Linked DNA regions of Homo sapiens: region 1 is linked to region 2. The links are chromatin loops, found by intact Hi-C in ENCODE. Cell type or tissue: chondrocyte. All regions are shown on one strand.

Region 1 (8,000 bases), 250 kb after region 2:
TCCAGGCTCTCCTTCCTTCCCCTCTGTGTGTTTCTCCATCACTGAACTTCTCAGAACCTTAGTGTCCATCTTGGCTTATGCCTGCTATCTTGACCTATGGCCATATTTTTGGTTTTGAACCACTTGCCTCAACTGAGTCCTTGCTGTACCTTCAGGACCCTCCTTTAGAATTCTCACCCTGGTTCCATACATCAACATGGTTAAGCAGCCCACCTTGTACCCCAGGATATTATGAAGAAGGCCTTGTGTCCATCTGAACAAACCCTGTTGGGGAGGGACATTGATATCACTTATATAATAAGAACAATACAATTATCTCCCCCAACCCATTCCCCACACACTAATTTTACATTGATTTAAGTTATCATTTGATTTGCAATTGTCTTTGCCCTAGGTCTGTCGGCTCCATGAAGAGTGCAACTTTTTGCCCACCAGCGTATCCCTAGTACCTGCTGTGTAGCATAGCCTCAATTGAATATTAGTCCTCAAATTCACTTCCGTCTTGTTTTACATGCCAGTAAAACACTGATTATTTCTAACAGGCTCATCCAGAATGACAACCCATATTGTGTTCAAGTAATTAGGTAATAGTAGTATACAATCTTTAGTTTGTGTAATTTCCTTAGAAAGATCATTGAAGTCCTCTACAATAGCCCACGCATAGCTTTCTTTTCTCTGGACATAATGATACAAAAAAGCAAAGGGTAAAAACTCTGTATCTTTCTACTGCAGGGCTTTCTCAGTGCTAACCTGCGGCCCAGACATCCTATTCTCACCTAACAATTTTAACCTATACAAGAGGGCTCTGGATCCCATAACAAGGAAGCTCTTTCTAAGCCAGATTTTCTCAGCCACAGCCCTGTTGACATTTTGGACTGAATAGTTATTTGTGGCAGGGGCTTTCGTGTGTTGTAGGATGTTTAGTGGCATACCTGGACTCTCCCCACTGGATGTCAGTGGTAGCCCTTCTCCCAGGTGTGACAATCAAAAAATGTTTCCAGGTGTTGTCAGATGTCCCGAGTGGGGCAGGGGACAAAGCTGAGAACCACTGCTCCGACCCAGGAACACTGATGGGATCCCATGGCTAGCACGTGCTGGGTGGTCAATAAGGCCTTTACTTGGAAGGACTTCTAGGAGAGCAGTTGGCTTTCAGCTTTCATCATCATCATCATCATTCACCTTGGTTACCGTCCCCAGAGATCCTTCCATAACAAGGGATCTCATCTTCCCATTCGCCTGCTTGGGAAGATTGTGCTGCTTCTTGTCACACTCACAAGAAAGAACCTTCTCAACTCAAGGTTTCATTATTTCAAAGCGTATACTTTGGGGAGAAGAAAGACGTTATTCTATCTAAGAGACATTTTTGCATACAAGGAAAATTACCTAGGGCGTTGTTTTCTCAAGTGAAGGTGAATCGTTGAAAGGAAGAGAAGGGATGAGACCAATGATTTAGAGAGAGTGGATGTTTTCTCCTGTTTAGCAGTGAAGAACACAGATTTATCTCTTCCACAGATACTAGTTCCAAGAAACATCAATTTAGTGGACTATATATATTATATGTATAATATCTGTAACATGATATATGTATTATATAACATGTATTCTAATATATATGACAATAAAGTTTAATCATTTCAACAACTTATAGAAGAATGTTTATCATAGGGCATGCTAGCGTCACTTCTATTTTTGCCTGTTGAATTAGACAAACGAAAATTATCCAAAAACTTTAAAAATCTAAAAATTAAATAAGGTTAGGAAATCAAATCAAAACCAAACTTCCATATCCATATTTATTTGTCTTAAGAATTTCTAAACCTCTAAGTGAGGGCAGTTTTAAAACTGTTGATCACAAGATCAAGTCACTTGTTGAGGCCATTGTTTTATAGATGAGGGTTTTTATTTGTTTTTGCTTTTTATTTGTCGGGGAACAGTTCATGGGTTTTTTTTTAAAAGGGCAGTGACTTATTTTGAATGTGGAACAACTTATGAATTTGCTATGAAAATGGCTATGAGTAGAAAATATATACATACATTAAATTAAAATAAATAGTTATAAATCTTACTTTGGCCAGTAATTCAGGTTGGATGATGGTAGGGTTGTTTTGGTCAACCTTCAGTACAAAGGGAAGACTATGGGAAAAGCTACTATGTTTCAAGCACTGTGCTTGATTTTTTTTTAAAGCTGTCACTTATTGAGTCTTCACAATTCCAAGAGACAGAAGGCACAATTTTTAAATTTTACAGATGAGAAAGTCAAGACCCTGAAACATTGACTCCCTAGCTACGGAGCTAGGATAAGCCAAACAGTTCAGCTCCAGAGTTGCTGGCCCAACTGTGATATTAAACCACCTTCTGCGGCTCTCTGAGACACTGGCTGGGTGTGTGTTTTATCAGTAAGTGAGGATTTGTGACATTAATGACAGGCAGAGTAAATAAGACTAGCACCATATTATTCATTCTTCCTCCTGCCACCACTTGTCCATTGTCAATATAACAGTATTTGGAGAAAACCAATCTCAGATAATTGAACATACAAACAATCTTTCCTCTAAATTGATAGTTTCTAGAGCCAGTAGCTGTGAAAGAGATGAATCTATACTTTCACTGTCATCCAGGAGATAACACACACTCTCTAAATCCTTGGTCTTGTGTACTTACTTCCCTTTCTTTCAAGAGTTCACCTTCACTTGAGAAAACCATGCATTGGGCAATTTGCCTTTTTGCAAAGAGTTATCTCTCTGTGAGATTAACTTCTCTTTTCTCCCAAAAGTATATGATTATAATGACCCAAAATGACCTTTGCTTTTTAGAATAGACTTTTTTTTTTTTCTCTGAAAACAGATATACTTTAAAAAGATTAATGCTGGCTTCTGCACTCTCTTCTGTGGAGAATAAAAAAATCTGTCCATTCTCTAAATATTTTCAGGGTAGATTCTAAATTCCCTTTAAAGGAGAAATTCAAATTCCCTTATTACCATAAGAGAGATTTTATTTTACGTAGCTATTGGGATATTTACCTCTAACAACAAAAATAATCCAATTTCTCTGAACTTAGGGATTAAGATTTCCTGTCACATTTCCAACAATGAACAAATCCTAGGAAATATGATTCCAAAATAAGCTACAATTTAAAACGTAATAATTATTTTAAGTAGTATCTCACCCATCATTTCTCTCTTCTAAAAGGAAAACTGATTTTAAAAAGATGCAACATTGCCACCTAGTGCTCTGCATACAAAGTATGAAATCATTATTAGAAAGATGCCAGTAGAAGAAATTTCACCTTTAATCCTACACTAACCAGAGTACAGTGAATACATCAGTGCATAAATAGGAAAAATTTCACCACATAGCAACTTTGTCCCATAGTGCCTATAGCATAAAGGTGTAGGTAGGATTTAATAAACTGATAAATTTAAGTCGTTCCATACTATGTATGGAATGTTTACAGATATGTCTGCAAATTTTAAAATGTACTTATTCTTTCCCAACTTCAATTTCTACTTATATTCCTTCCACAAATAGTTCATCCTGCCTATGACCACCAGGTAGAATACAAAATTATGCAGTTGGGAATTACAAAAATCTTTAAAAAGCACTCATCCAGTTTATGCTTTTTATAGAGGAGGCTGCTGAGCCCCAGAGAGATGAAGTAGCAACCAATCCATACCTCCAGGGAATGGCAGAATTGGGACCCGAAGCCGTCTCAAGAGTGCCTGTTTAAAGAACTTTCATGTGCTCCCCTACATGCCATTTTTATCATGGCTGACCAATGTCTTGCGGAGTCAACTGTAAATTCCATCACCTAGCTTCCAACGCCCATACCCTCAACCTTCATACTTCATAGATTCAAAAAACTGCAGAAGACGAACAGGGGCATACGTGGCAGAAGCCATGGGTTCAAGACATTAGGGAGTGACAGGGACTCTGTTTAACTGATGTGACCTACCTAAAGCATTTGTCACAGTGTTTGCCATTTACTTTTAACTACTTCAATACAGTTAGTGTAATATTAGGTGTGTTCACTCAAGCTAACAAGTTGCTGAAGATAAAAATGTGTAGATCCAGGACAACCCACCAGTTTCCTGATTGGCAGCACAGTGGCTGCTATAAGAACTCCTGTTATTCACATCACAGCCAACACTTGAAACTTTTTTTTTTTTTTTTTGAGACAGAGTCTCACTATGCTGCCCAGGCTGGAGTGCAGTGACACAATCTCAGCTCACTGCAACCCCCACCACCCAGGTTCAAGCAATTCTCCTGCCTCAGCCTCCCAAGTAGCTGGGACTACAGGCGCATGCCACCATGCCCAGCTAATTTTTGTATTTTTAGTAGAGACAGGGTTTCACCATGTTGGCCAGGCTGGTCTCAAACTCCTGACCTCGTGACCCACCCACCTCAGCCTCCCGAAGTGCTAGGATTACAGGCATGAGCCACCATGCCCGGCCCACTTGAATCTTTTCTAATGATCCTACTGAGTATCAGGGAGAGGTTTTCATCGGAGAAGACAGTGACCTGTCATAGCATGATGGAAGTTAGAAATAGGCTGTCATTGGGAAAGATAAATGTACTCAAGATATGTGGATTGACTGAAATAAACTAGGCGCTGCCTGTCTTTGCATCCATGGAGTATATCCAGAGAGACTTGTATCTGTTACATCCACTTTGTCCCTAAGGAACCCTTGTTCAGCCATCAGTTCCCTGATGCCAGCTATAAGGCTGGAGAATCCTGCTCTGTAATGTTGTTGTGCTAACCTAGAGTTGTGGACAAATCCTTCCTGCAAGTGGTGGCCTGAGCTCCAAAAAGACGGAATCCACAGGCTTCATTGAGCCTGTAAGACAGGCCATGTGGTTGTTCAGTTAATGCAGGTATGAGAGACTGATTTTTTCTGAGGTTTGCTCTTGTTAACGCTTGGTAGTAAAGCGAGTATGAAGCTTTAAGGGAGAAACTAACTCTCCTTACCCAGCCCAAACTTCTTCGTGACGACTATACAGTCCAGAAAGAAGGGATTAAGAATTGTCAATGACCAGGTTGGCTTAGGTCCTTTCCAGGCAGAATTCAAAATTATATTAAAAACATTGTGCCACTGCAGCAGATTGCATCCGTGAAGCAAACACTTTAGTGCTATTTAAGCATATGCAGGGCCAGCTACACAATTGGTAGGGCCCAGTGCAAAATAAAAATGTGAGTCCCCTTGTCCAAAAGTCATTAAGAATTTCAACATATAGCAGCAGCACATCAGTCAAGTGTCAGGCCCTTCTGAGAATAGGGCCCCATGCAACTCTAGGGGTGACATGCCCATGAAGCCAATCCTGACCACATGGAATACTTCTCCACCCCCACCCTAAACCTAACTCTCTAGGCCAACCTCACATTTTCCCATTTGTTTATTCAACAAACTCTTTTTGAAGACCAAGCTCTTTGGTACCCTGGGGATGCACAGCTGAAAGACACTGCCTCAGAGAGACTTCATTCTACATTCTGTGTGAATCTCTATGGCCACACCCATGCCTCTTCCTGGGACCTCCCACAGCATTATCATCAGTGAGATAGGTCTGAGCATTTTATTGTATTATTGCTGCTTATCTCCATTCAATGTCTAATTTCCCCAACTGGATCATAAACCCCTTGAAGCCAAAGAGTATGAAACATTATTTCTTTGCACTCTCTGTGGAGTCTACATTGAGCTACACATCTGAGGAATGTTTAGTAAATGATCCCCCAATTGGACAGGTAGAAACTGATAATACATCTCTTCAGACCTAACGAAGTCAGTTTAATATTTTTCTCACTTGAGCAACGGCATCTGCCTTCTGTTTTGCCCACGATTTCTGTTTTGCCACATGATTAAATTTATTTCCCTAGACAAGCAATCAATAAAAATGTATTATGTACCTACTATATGCCAGATATTGCACTATGTATTGAGAATACTATGTTAAACAAAACAGAGTCACTGCTCTCATGGAGCTTGCAGTTTAACCTTAAGCTCAGAACTTTGGCCAACAACTCTGTGAAGGTACGAGTCTTTTCACAGGTTTAAATATCAATACACCTTTTTCTACTTCCAAATTAATTTGATTCATAATAAATGCTGAGAGGAAATATGAGTTTATTGTCAGAATTCCTGCTTTGTCTTTCTTCAACTGCACTCTATAAATCCAATGTTAATTCTTTTTAAGATTTACTATCTCTTTGATACCAACATCTCAAGTCACTTCTGAAATAAAAGAGGGGATTAAATGTATACATACGTTAAGAACACTTGTAAAAGTGTGTACTAGTTTGCTAGCGCTTCCATAACAAAGTACCACAGAGTGAATGACTTAAACAAGAAAGATTTATTAGCTCAGTTCCGAAGGCAAGATGTCTGAGATCAAGGTGTCAGCCGGGTTGGTTCCTTCTGAGGGCTGTGAGGAAGACACTGTTCCATTATCTCTTTACTAGCTCTTGGTGGTTTGCTGGCAATCTTTGGCATTTCTGGGCTTGTAGATGCATCACTTCAATCTCTGCCTTCCTCCCTGTGTGTGGTCTGTGTCCAAATTTCCTGTTTCTATAAGGATGCTGGTGATATTGGATTAGGGCCCACCCTATCCAGTTTGTCCTCATCTTAACTGATTACATCTGCAATGACTCTGTTTCCAAATAAACTTCCATCCTGAGATATAAGGGACTAGGACTTCAACATATGAATATTGGTGGGACACAACTCAACCCATAACATGTAGTGAGATTGACATGCTAAAGAACAGACTGCAAGAGGGAAGGGAGACACGTGATGATGGGTAGGAGAGTCCTTTGGAATGAGGACGTAGTCCCTGATATAAGAAATTACTCATCTGAGTGAGATATTACGATTCCATATGAGAACCCAAGACAAAGAAAAGGAAGATGAGGGAGGAGGAAGAAGGGGAGAAATTTAAAGAAGGGGGAAGACAGAAAAAGAAGAGGAAGGGGAGGAAGAATCTGGATTAAAATTATAATTGAGCAGAAAAGAGACATTTCTCTTCAGGAGTAGGAGAGGTCAAAGTGAAAATCTGAAATGCACTCCACCAAAATTCTGGTTAGGTAACAGATATGTGTATATTTACACACAGAGGCAACTCATAGTTGTGTAATAACTGATGAACAATTAGCTTCATAGAGCACCTTGGGCCATGTAAAGAAGTTCCTAAGCCAAGTCAAGGCCAATGAAATATGTGGTCAAGATCCACCGGGCATCCACAGCTCCACCCCATTCTTCTGGGACATATTTACATACTTTTTACTTGTATTGTTTTTATTCTTTCACCAAGAAAATAATATTGTAACTATAGCATTCTACTAAATACCACATTTTTTCATGAAAACCCACACATACCTTTCCAGAGATGTTTGACCATATCTTCTTAGGTGCAAGAAATAAAATGCACCCTCACCTTCTCTCCACCCCAACACCTTAATAGAATGTCTGACTGCTATTCAGTCAGTTCAGTCGGCTCACTCAAATATTACCTTCAAGAATCAGTGTGATGCACACCTTTTAACTAGGTTTTACTGGCTTTTAATGTCTTCAAGAGGGCTGGCTATCCCTGGCCTAGCTAGGGGAATTAGATACAGAAACAAATCATTTTTTTCCCAAAAAGCATAGTGTTACATTATGTAGGAAAAGGCAGCATTATATGATATTTACACTCTATTTTGCATGGGCTTCCCCTAGAAATTCATCTTAAATGTAAACAAATAATATTCTGTTTGCCTAAAGCCACAGTCAAGGCCAGAATCAAACCAATCCCAGAACTCACTTCTTCCATGCCTCCTCTCTCACCTATATTATCTCATCACCCACAATCTTTATAGGGGCTTCCCTCTCCGTGTCATTCACCTGGAACTTACTTACCATCTTGTGTTGCTATGTTTTCCTGTGTGAATGATTTATATCCAAACCAGCCTTTGAAGCCTTGAAGGCAAGGTTCATGTCTTCAATGAGATCTATGGGATCAACCTTCCCAAAGCA
Region 2 (8,000 bases):
CCTGATCTTGTCAGTGGATAATGGGTTCCAAAAAGCAAGAATCTGAAATTCTTTTTTTTTTAAATACTGATCGGCCACATGAAAATTCGTTTCACTGATTAAATAGGAGGAGCCCAGATATAGATTTTCCTTTCTGAGGTACTAATTTCTCAAGCAAGGGAAGAAATCAATGTGTTTTTGCAATGCTACAGATGGAAAATCTCAGGTAAATCAGAAAACGAAGGCAACTTGTTTAGAGAAAGTGGTCCTGAAAGTTTCTATCGGTGAGTTTTCCCATCTGTAAAATAATCTATAGTTTTATTGTGAAATTTGAGTGGCATAATGAATGGGAGAAAAATATATTTATATGAACAATAGGTAAGAGAAATAAAATAGCCCAGATTCACCAATGGTGGAGTTAGAAGATATTTATTCTTCATCCCTGTCCCACCTGAATGCTTCTCAGCTGAGTAACTGAGCTTCCTGATTTGGTTGATTGTTCATGATGTGCTTCAAGTTCCTGAAACAGGAAGGAATTGTCCCTGTGAAAGCTCAGCTGGTTAGTTAACACAGGGTGAGAAAAGGAGAATTGAGGAACCCTGAATTTAAAAAAAGAAAGAAAGGAAATTCATATTATTATGAGCAAATGGATAACAGCAAGTGGATTTCTGAATGCTGCCTATCTGTAGGAATAAGTTTATTGTGCTTTGTTGTTATTGATGATTTTGTAAGGAAAATAATATTATAGTGCCAGAGGTACTCAGGAATTCCTCATGAATCTACAGACCAATAAAATAATTAAATAATCTGCTCCTTGTGTCTCTGAGTAATTAAACTAAAGGGTGCCAAAATATTTTATTTACCATTACACTTTGACAGAAGCAATCATCAGCATATAGCTTCCTGTATATAAACTGGCTTTGTGGTTCCTTTGGGAAGCAATAGATTTAAGTCGGTTTAGTGACTGTGTATTTACTACCTTGATCATAAGTAATGAACTCAATCCACTTAAAGTTTTACAACAGTAATTTGCATATTTGCCTTAAGATGGTAGTTTTTCTACTTCTATAAAGTTGACTGTTATTTGGACACTTTTATTTAACTCATTAAAATTTCTTTAAGATATCAACTTTGGCAGTATTTACGCAGAAAGGATAGTAAGTGTATAAGATATATATACACTATAAAAAGTGTACAATTTTTTCTGTTTCAAGGTAAAGTGTTTTAATAATGGCCACTGTCATTTATTAATTACTACAATTTATTAGGTATAACATGTCAGGCACTGGGGGAGATGCTTTTAACACATGCTCTCTACTTACAACAAACCTTGAAGATAGATACTATATAATTTTTTTTTTTTTTTTTTTTTTGAGAGGGAGTCTCTCTCTGTCACCCAGGCTGGAGTGCAGTGGCACCAGCTTGGCTCACTGCAACCTCCGCCTCCCAGGTTCAAGCGATTCTCCTGCCTCAGCCTCTCGAGTAGCTGGGACTACTGGCGCTTGCCACCACGCCCGGTTCATTTTTGTATTTTTAGTAGAGACAGGTTTCAACATTATGGCCAGGCTGGTCTCGAACTCCTGACCTCGTGATCCGCCCGCCTCGGCCTCCCAAAGTACTGGGATTACAGGTGTGAGCCACCGCGCCAGGCTGAAGGTAGGTACTATTACATCCATTATACAGAAGAGAAACAGAAGCCCACAGACTTTGCAACCCCCTCTGCGCCCCTCTACTATTAAGAAGGTGAGTCTTTCTGCAGTATTTCCTTTCTCTATCCCCACCAGCTATGGGTCTCTATCAGGTTGTTTGTTTCTGTTTTGTTTTGGTCACTTTTAACCACACTGTATGTATTTCACATTTATAAAATATAATTTTTCTTTTTTTTTTTTTTTTTTTTTTTTTTTTTTTTGAGACGGAGTCTCGCTCTGTCGCCCAGGCCGGACTGCGGACTGCAGTGGCGCAATCTCGGCTCACTGCAAGCTCCGCTTCCCGGGTTCACGCCATTCTCCTGCCTCAGCCTCCCGAGTAGCTGGGACTACAGGCGCCTGCCACCGCGCCCGGCTAATTTTTTGTATTTTTAGTAGAGACGGGGTTTCACCTTGTTAGCCAGGATGGTCTCGATCTCCTGACCTCATGATCCACCCGCCTCGGCCTCCCAAAGTGCTGGGATTACAGGCGTGAGCCACCGCGCCCGGCCATAATTTTTCTTTTTTTAAAAAATATCTGTGTAACACATTGTTCATTCAGGCAGTTCCGCAGAATTCCATGTGTCAGACATAATTAATACAATTGGGGAAATACTGAGTAAGCGTTTTCGGCCCACACTTTTGTTTGAACACAGTGCATTATACCCACTCGATTTTAGTTTAATTCCCGTGCTGTTTTACATTTCTGTAAACTCTTTGAGGGAGTTCTGGGCGCCCACTGTCTAGCTCAGAGTTCCAGGCTAAGGTAGGCACTAATGAATGCTGAATGAATTGGGTAGCCAGTTAATTGCTTTTTCCCCCCTAAAAAAAAAGTCTAAATTACTTGAATAAAAGTATTTGCGGATTTTTAAATAATACATTTAATGGCAGATCTCTGTCTCCAAAACGTGTGTCCTTCTAGCGACTGAGGGTGTGGGGTGGGGTGAGGGGTGACTAACCAGTCCCCCTGAGATGGGCCCAACCTTAGCAATATTATCCATCTACCTGGGATTCCCCTACACCTGAACAGCTCTTTGGGTCCGCGAGAGAACCAGCGGGGTGGGGCACCCAATGCCAGGAGTGCGCGCGGAGAGACACGCTGAAGTTCACAGGAGAGTATTTACCAGCAAACAAAGGGCGGCGCGGTTTGGGGTCCTAGGACCAGCTGCCGCCGTCTCGAGAAAACGCAAGGGCCGCGGTGACAAGTGGACATTCCGCACGCGACCAGACCGACACTCGATGGGCACCTCCCCGCGGCCCCGCCCGCAGGCTCCAGCTGCCCAGCTCGCAGCCGCCCACTGGCTCCGGAGGCTGCTTCAACCACTTGTCCCGCCGGCTTCTACCCCAAGAACTTTCCGTCCCTCTTGGGGTTGGGGACCGGCAGTGTGGAGGGGCGGGCAGGTGGGGGTCTCCAGGGAGCACCGTCACCGGACTTGGCGAGCTACCCTTCCCAAATGAAAGGTGGCCCGCTCCCAAGTCCATCCCATATCCTTAGAGAAGCTCTGGGAGCGAGGGCCAGGCGGCAGTGCGGAGCCTGGTTGAGCGAGATGAACAAAGGGAGCTAGCGAGCCGGGGAGGATGCTGCGCTCCCCTGCGCCCCACCCAGCCGGCTGCCAGGCGCTGCCAGGCGCGCAGGTAGCCCGGCCTTCCGCGCTGGCGGGGGGAGGTGTTGGACAGGGTACACAAAGACTCACTTCCGCCGGGGCAGGCGCCGGGACTCCCTCCTGGCCGCCCACAGCCTGTGCGCATTCCTGCATTCCTGCCGCCGCCCGGGACCCGAGTGCCCCGGAGGTGTCCAGGCGCGGTGCCAGGCGGGTACTGTGCAGGTAACCTTCGGAAGAACTAGGGCTGGATGGAGGCGGCGGCCGGGGAGAAACACGCCTTTTTAGGCAGCCGTGCTGCCCCGCACCGCCCCACGCAGCCCAAGTCTGCAGTCACTCTCCGCGACAAGCAGAAATCCGCGCGCAGCCAGGGAGCGCCCCGCCTGCGCTCGCCGGCGGGCCGAGCTGCCGGGCCGGGGGCGCGGGGAGGGGGCAGCCCAACTTCCCAGTGCCCGGCTCCCGCCAGCTAGGTGAGCCTGGAGCGGGAAGGATGAAAGGGATCGCGGAGAGGGAGGGGGCTCTGGGGCGAGCGGAGCTCGGGGGCGGGGCGCGGCGCAGCCTCGGTGCGTGGGCCGGGAACCGCCGCCTCTCCCCGGGGCTCGGGGCCGCGGTTCCTCTGGCCGCGGGAGCCGCCGCCGCGCTGCCCGAAACAATGAGGCGTGCAGCGCGGGGCTGAGCGTAGCCTCCCGCCGGCTTTGAGGCCGAGCCACCCGCTGTGCCCCGCCGCCCGCGCTTGCAGCTGCCGCCGGCGCGGAGCAGCGCTGGCCCCGGAGAGGTGATCCCGCAGGCCGCCTGGGACGGGAGCGCGGGGCAGCTCCGAGACCCCACGGTGGCAGGAGGAGGACTCGAGCCTGCGGCAGGACGACTCCCGCCGCGCACTCGCCTTCTGCAGCCCCCAAGTTCCGCGGCGTGAGTCGGGGACCCCGGCCAGGGTCCCAGCTCTAGCGGGCGCCAGCGTGAGTGTGGGAGCGCGTAGCGCGCGCACCCGAGCGGCTGCCGGGGAATAAAATGTGACACGCACGCCTTGGACTCCAGTGCCGCGCTGCCAGGGGGAGCACCGAGCACCACGGTGTCGTGCGCTTCGAGGCGCGGCGTGGGAAGAAGGCTGGTAAGGGAGGGCACTGGGTAAGGGTTGGCGACGCCTTTCTTGGTGGCGCTGCAGCCTCCGCGCTGCTGTGCGCGGAGTTACACTCCGTGTTTAGGAGCGAGACCCGTGTGTGGGGAATGTTGAAGGTGGTTTGGGGAAAAGCAGGAAATTCTGGAGAAGCGAACGGGAGGACGGCTTGCGCTTTGGGGACGGGCGGATACAGTTGTGCCCCTGTGGCTCAGTAAAGGTGATCTTTTATTTTGGCTCTTTTGGCTCTGGAAGGGAGTGAAGATTTTTGTCTTTCTTCAGCCAACCCCCGTACAAAACTGCACTTCTTAAAGGTTAAAGTGTGTTCTGTTCATTTCTGGTTCTCTGTGGCTATAATGTTTGGGGTAGTAGGGATCTTTAGAATCCTAAATACCCGAGTGTTAATTCTTATGTAGTTGGCAGGCGGCAAACTCCGCTTTTGGGTTTACTTTCCGCGGTGTTACGGAGTGGATATTTGATGCATTCTTTTGAGTAGGGAGTGTGACGTCCATCTCATTCGGATTTGCCGGTTCTGTGTTGGGGGACTGAGTGAAGTTAAACTCAATGGCTCCCGCAAGTGCTGCCTTCCAAAGAGCTGAATAGCTGTGTTTGGAGAAGCTGTGCTTTCCAGGAATTTAAATGAGACTTTTTGTGATTGCCTTCCAGGTCTCTCCTCCTAGTACCATATTTGTTTTGTCAGGCTGAACTTTCAAAGCTGTTTTGTAATCTGAGAAGCACTTTTGGGGGGAAAGTAATGCTTGGCTGGATTTTTGTGAACTTATTTTTATTGGACATGCGAAAAATTTGGCGAGAGGCAAACCATATTTGGTTGAAATCATTGTCTTTTGCACCACTGCCGTTCTGACCATAAAGGGGCATGCTGACCCTCCTCGCCGAGGACTGCCTGCTTGGGTGAGGGGGGTCTTTGGTGGGCTGGAAGCACATTTTGTATTTAGAGAACTTTCTGCACACTTGAAAAACCCCATGCTGGTTACTTTGATGCTTCCCTTTTTTGAAATTCTGATCAACATTTTTTGCCAACTTGAAATATAATTTATGACCAAGGAAGAATTCCAATAAAGTGAAGTGCTATATATATATGATGTATATGTATATACATACACATATGTATATATGTGTGTGTGTGTATGTATATATATATATATATATATATATATATGCGCTGCAAATTTAGGGTTAAAACTTTTTTTAAAAGGAAAACTGATGTGTGGCCTTGAACCTGTTTTTACCCACTCTCCTTCCCCCATTATTTTTCTGGAACTGACAACCAAAATTTTTATATACCACTTGAGGAATTTTGTACTAATGCATTAAAAGAAACTGTTGGCAAAGGTGAATGGATATTGTGCTCAAAACTGATGAAAGTCTAAAATAATAGGTGAAGTGCCTTGAATTTTACTGCAAAGTTAAAAAGGCACTCTATCCAATTTTTGCCGCAATAGATACAAATGGTAGCATCTTACATTTTTGCTTGGTGCTGTGAAAGCTTCTGGAGTTTTGAGTTAAATGTCTTGTAGAGATTGTGATAGGAGTCACTGCTTTATATGGAGTACTGAGCTCCACAGTTTAGAGAGGCTTTGGATGGATACTCCTGGAAAGAGTGAGGTCAGAGCAAGGACCAACATTTGGTGAGTTTGCTATGTGGTGCACAGGATCTAGGAAGCAAGGATACAAAATTCAGGATTTTTAGACTAGAGGATTCAAAGTTGAGACAATTTAACATTTGAAAATATGTGAATGATTTATTATGCAGAAGAGGGCAGTTATCTGTGTTGAGTTTCTGATGAGGATAATTAAGAGGGAAAAGGTTTACTCTGTGGGGTGAAGACATAAGTTGAGTCTAGGGAGTTGTGGCCAATCCAGCCAGCAAAGATTAAATAGCGAAGGGACTGCTGAAAAAATTCCTGTACGTGCTTGTTTCTGGAGGTTCCACCCCCCCACCCCCGAGTTTCTCTTCTTTCTGAGATGATTTCAGTGTGTGAGGCTCTGGTCTATTGCTTATACTGATACTGACTGAAATTTTACCCTCCAGGTTTAGAATTTATCCAAGCATTTCTCAAATGATTAAATCTTTTCTGAAAGACAAACTGATTTCTAGGCTTCTGCCACTCCTTCTTAGGTAAATAAATGATAGGTTCCTTTCCAAAAACTTGGAGATATTTGTCCTCTGGGAAGCTCTTAATTAGTTTGCAGATTGCTACCTCATGGGTGAGACTTTGAATAAAAATATCTTATGCATGATAATAAGGACAGTCTTTGTTAATGCATTTGCTCTTTAAATGTATTGTGTTATTCCTGATTGATTGAGTTTTTTCTTTTCCTGGATTTTCTGTAATATGATCTTAAAATTTAATTGCTTAAATTAAATTAAGTACTTAATTCAGCATGCATAAATGTCTAAGGGAATCAGATAGTACCCTCATGGCAGGTGTATGTTAAGCTTTGATTTTCTAAGCATTGAAATCTGAAATCTCATCCCTTAAAAAAAATGGGATGAAATTCCCAAATGACTATAAAAGTAACAATTGCATATAATTATATACTAATTTTGGAAAGTGGAAGGGAAACACAGATGCATATTTGCACAGAAATTTTCAATGTTCTTACACCAATTTTTGATATCAATGCCAAACACTGAATGGGCTGTAGATGACCAGCCACTGTTAGTGGATTACCACATTTTCAGTTTAATATACCTACCATTTTTCCGAAAGCTCTCCTTCCAACTTTTGAGAAATTTCTTTCTAAATGTTATTAAGTACACAATGCGAAGATATCAGTGTTAGAGAAACACGGATTTATTATGCCCCTTACAAAATTTGAAATTTACCCTTGCTTGGTCCCAGCCACCTCCCACCCCTCCCATTGAATTGATAGGGGAACAGTTGCAATTCAAAATACTTGGCATCTACCTAGTCCACAGGTGAAATACATTTAAAGGGGATGAAGTATGACCTGGGCAGTCCTAAGGCTTTGCAGGAGTTGGTGATCTGGTCCAGCTCCAGCATTGGTCCTAGCCCTGGTGAAAGCAGGGTCCCAGCAGTTGTGACTATTATCTTCACTTTGCCACCTGCAGGTTCCTGATTATCCCACAGTACCCAGGGCCTACTGGTTGGTTGGGAGAATTGTTCTGTGTATGGAAATGACATCAGAGGCATGCTGCCCACTGCGGAGGACTTCTATCTGGACGGAACTGTTCTGTGCCATCCTGGCTTCTGCTGCCCTCTGTGGTCTTGTCTAGGGAAGAAGTCCAAATTGAAGGCATGCAGTGGCTTTACAAAGCTAGAAGCATGTGAAGGCTAGGTTTGTAGTTTTGCACTGGACTTTCTTAGAGAGCAAAGGAAAGCTATTGGCCAGTGCTTCTGCAGCGACCAGCACTGGAGAAAGACAGCCTTATCAGAGCTCAGTTTCCAAGGCTGGAAAAGGAAGGCTTATATTAAATCCTTTCCCACATGTCTTCTGGTGTGAGATTCCACAAAACTGATAATTGTAAGTTGTGGCATACTTAAAAGCTAATTCCTGTGCAGCCTCAGGAGATGGTAGTAATTCAAAGAATAATAATAGTAACTAATTTGCACTTATGATGTACTACATCCTGCC

Evidence for each region. Hi-C counts contacts between places; a loop is a spot of excess contacts. Peaks named below come from ENCODE experiments on the same cell type or tissue, not always from the same donor. Only the 100,000 strongest peaks of a DNase experiment are listed, where the experiment ranks them.
Region 1: a loop joins it to region 2, with 5 times the contacts of the local background. A loop is called at or near these places in 8 of 110 quality-filtered maps.

What each region holds. Positions count from the first base shown.
Region 1 is chr2:106,633,456-106,641,455 of GRCh38, reverse strand. No RefSeq gene overlaps it. Among named protein-coding and RNA genes, the nearest start is that of CD8B2, 150 kb to the right of the region's middle. In chondrocyte, a CTCF peak has its summit at 3,216 (motif pointing left); no DNase peak of the experiment used is centred here.
Region 2 is chr2:106,882,466-106,890,465 of GRCh38, reverse strand. ST6GAL2 (ST6 beta-galactoside alpha-2,6-sialyltransferase 2) reads left to right here and starts at 4,299. Exons shown (of 6, transcript NM_001142351.2): 1 at 4,299-4,373. LOC124907864 (a long non-coding RNA gene) reads right to left here and starts at 3,933. Exons shown (of 2, transcript XR_007087169.1): 1 at 3,359-3,933. In chondrocyte, CTCF peaks have their summits at 2,980, 3,180, 4,386 and 7,607; DNase peaks (open chromatin) are centred at 3,085, 3,385 and 4,125.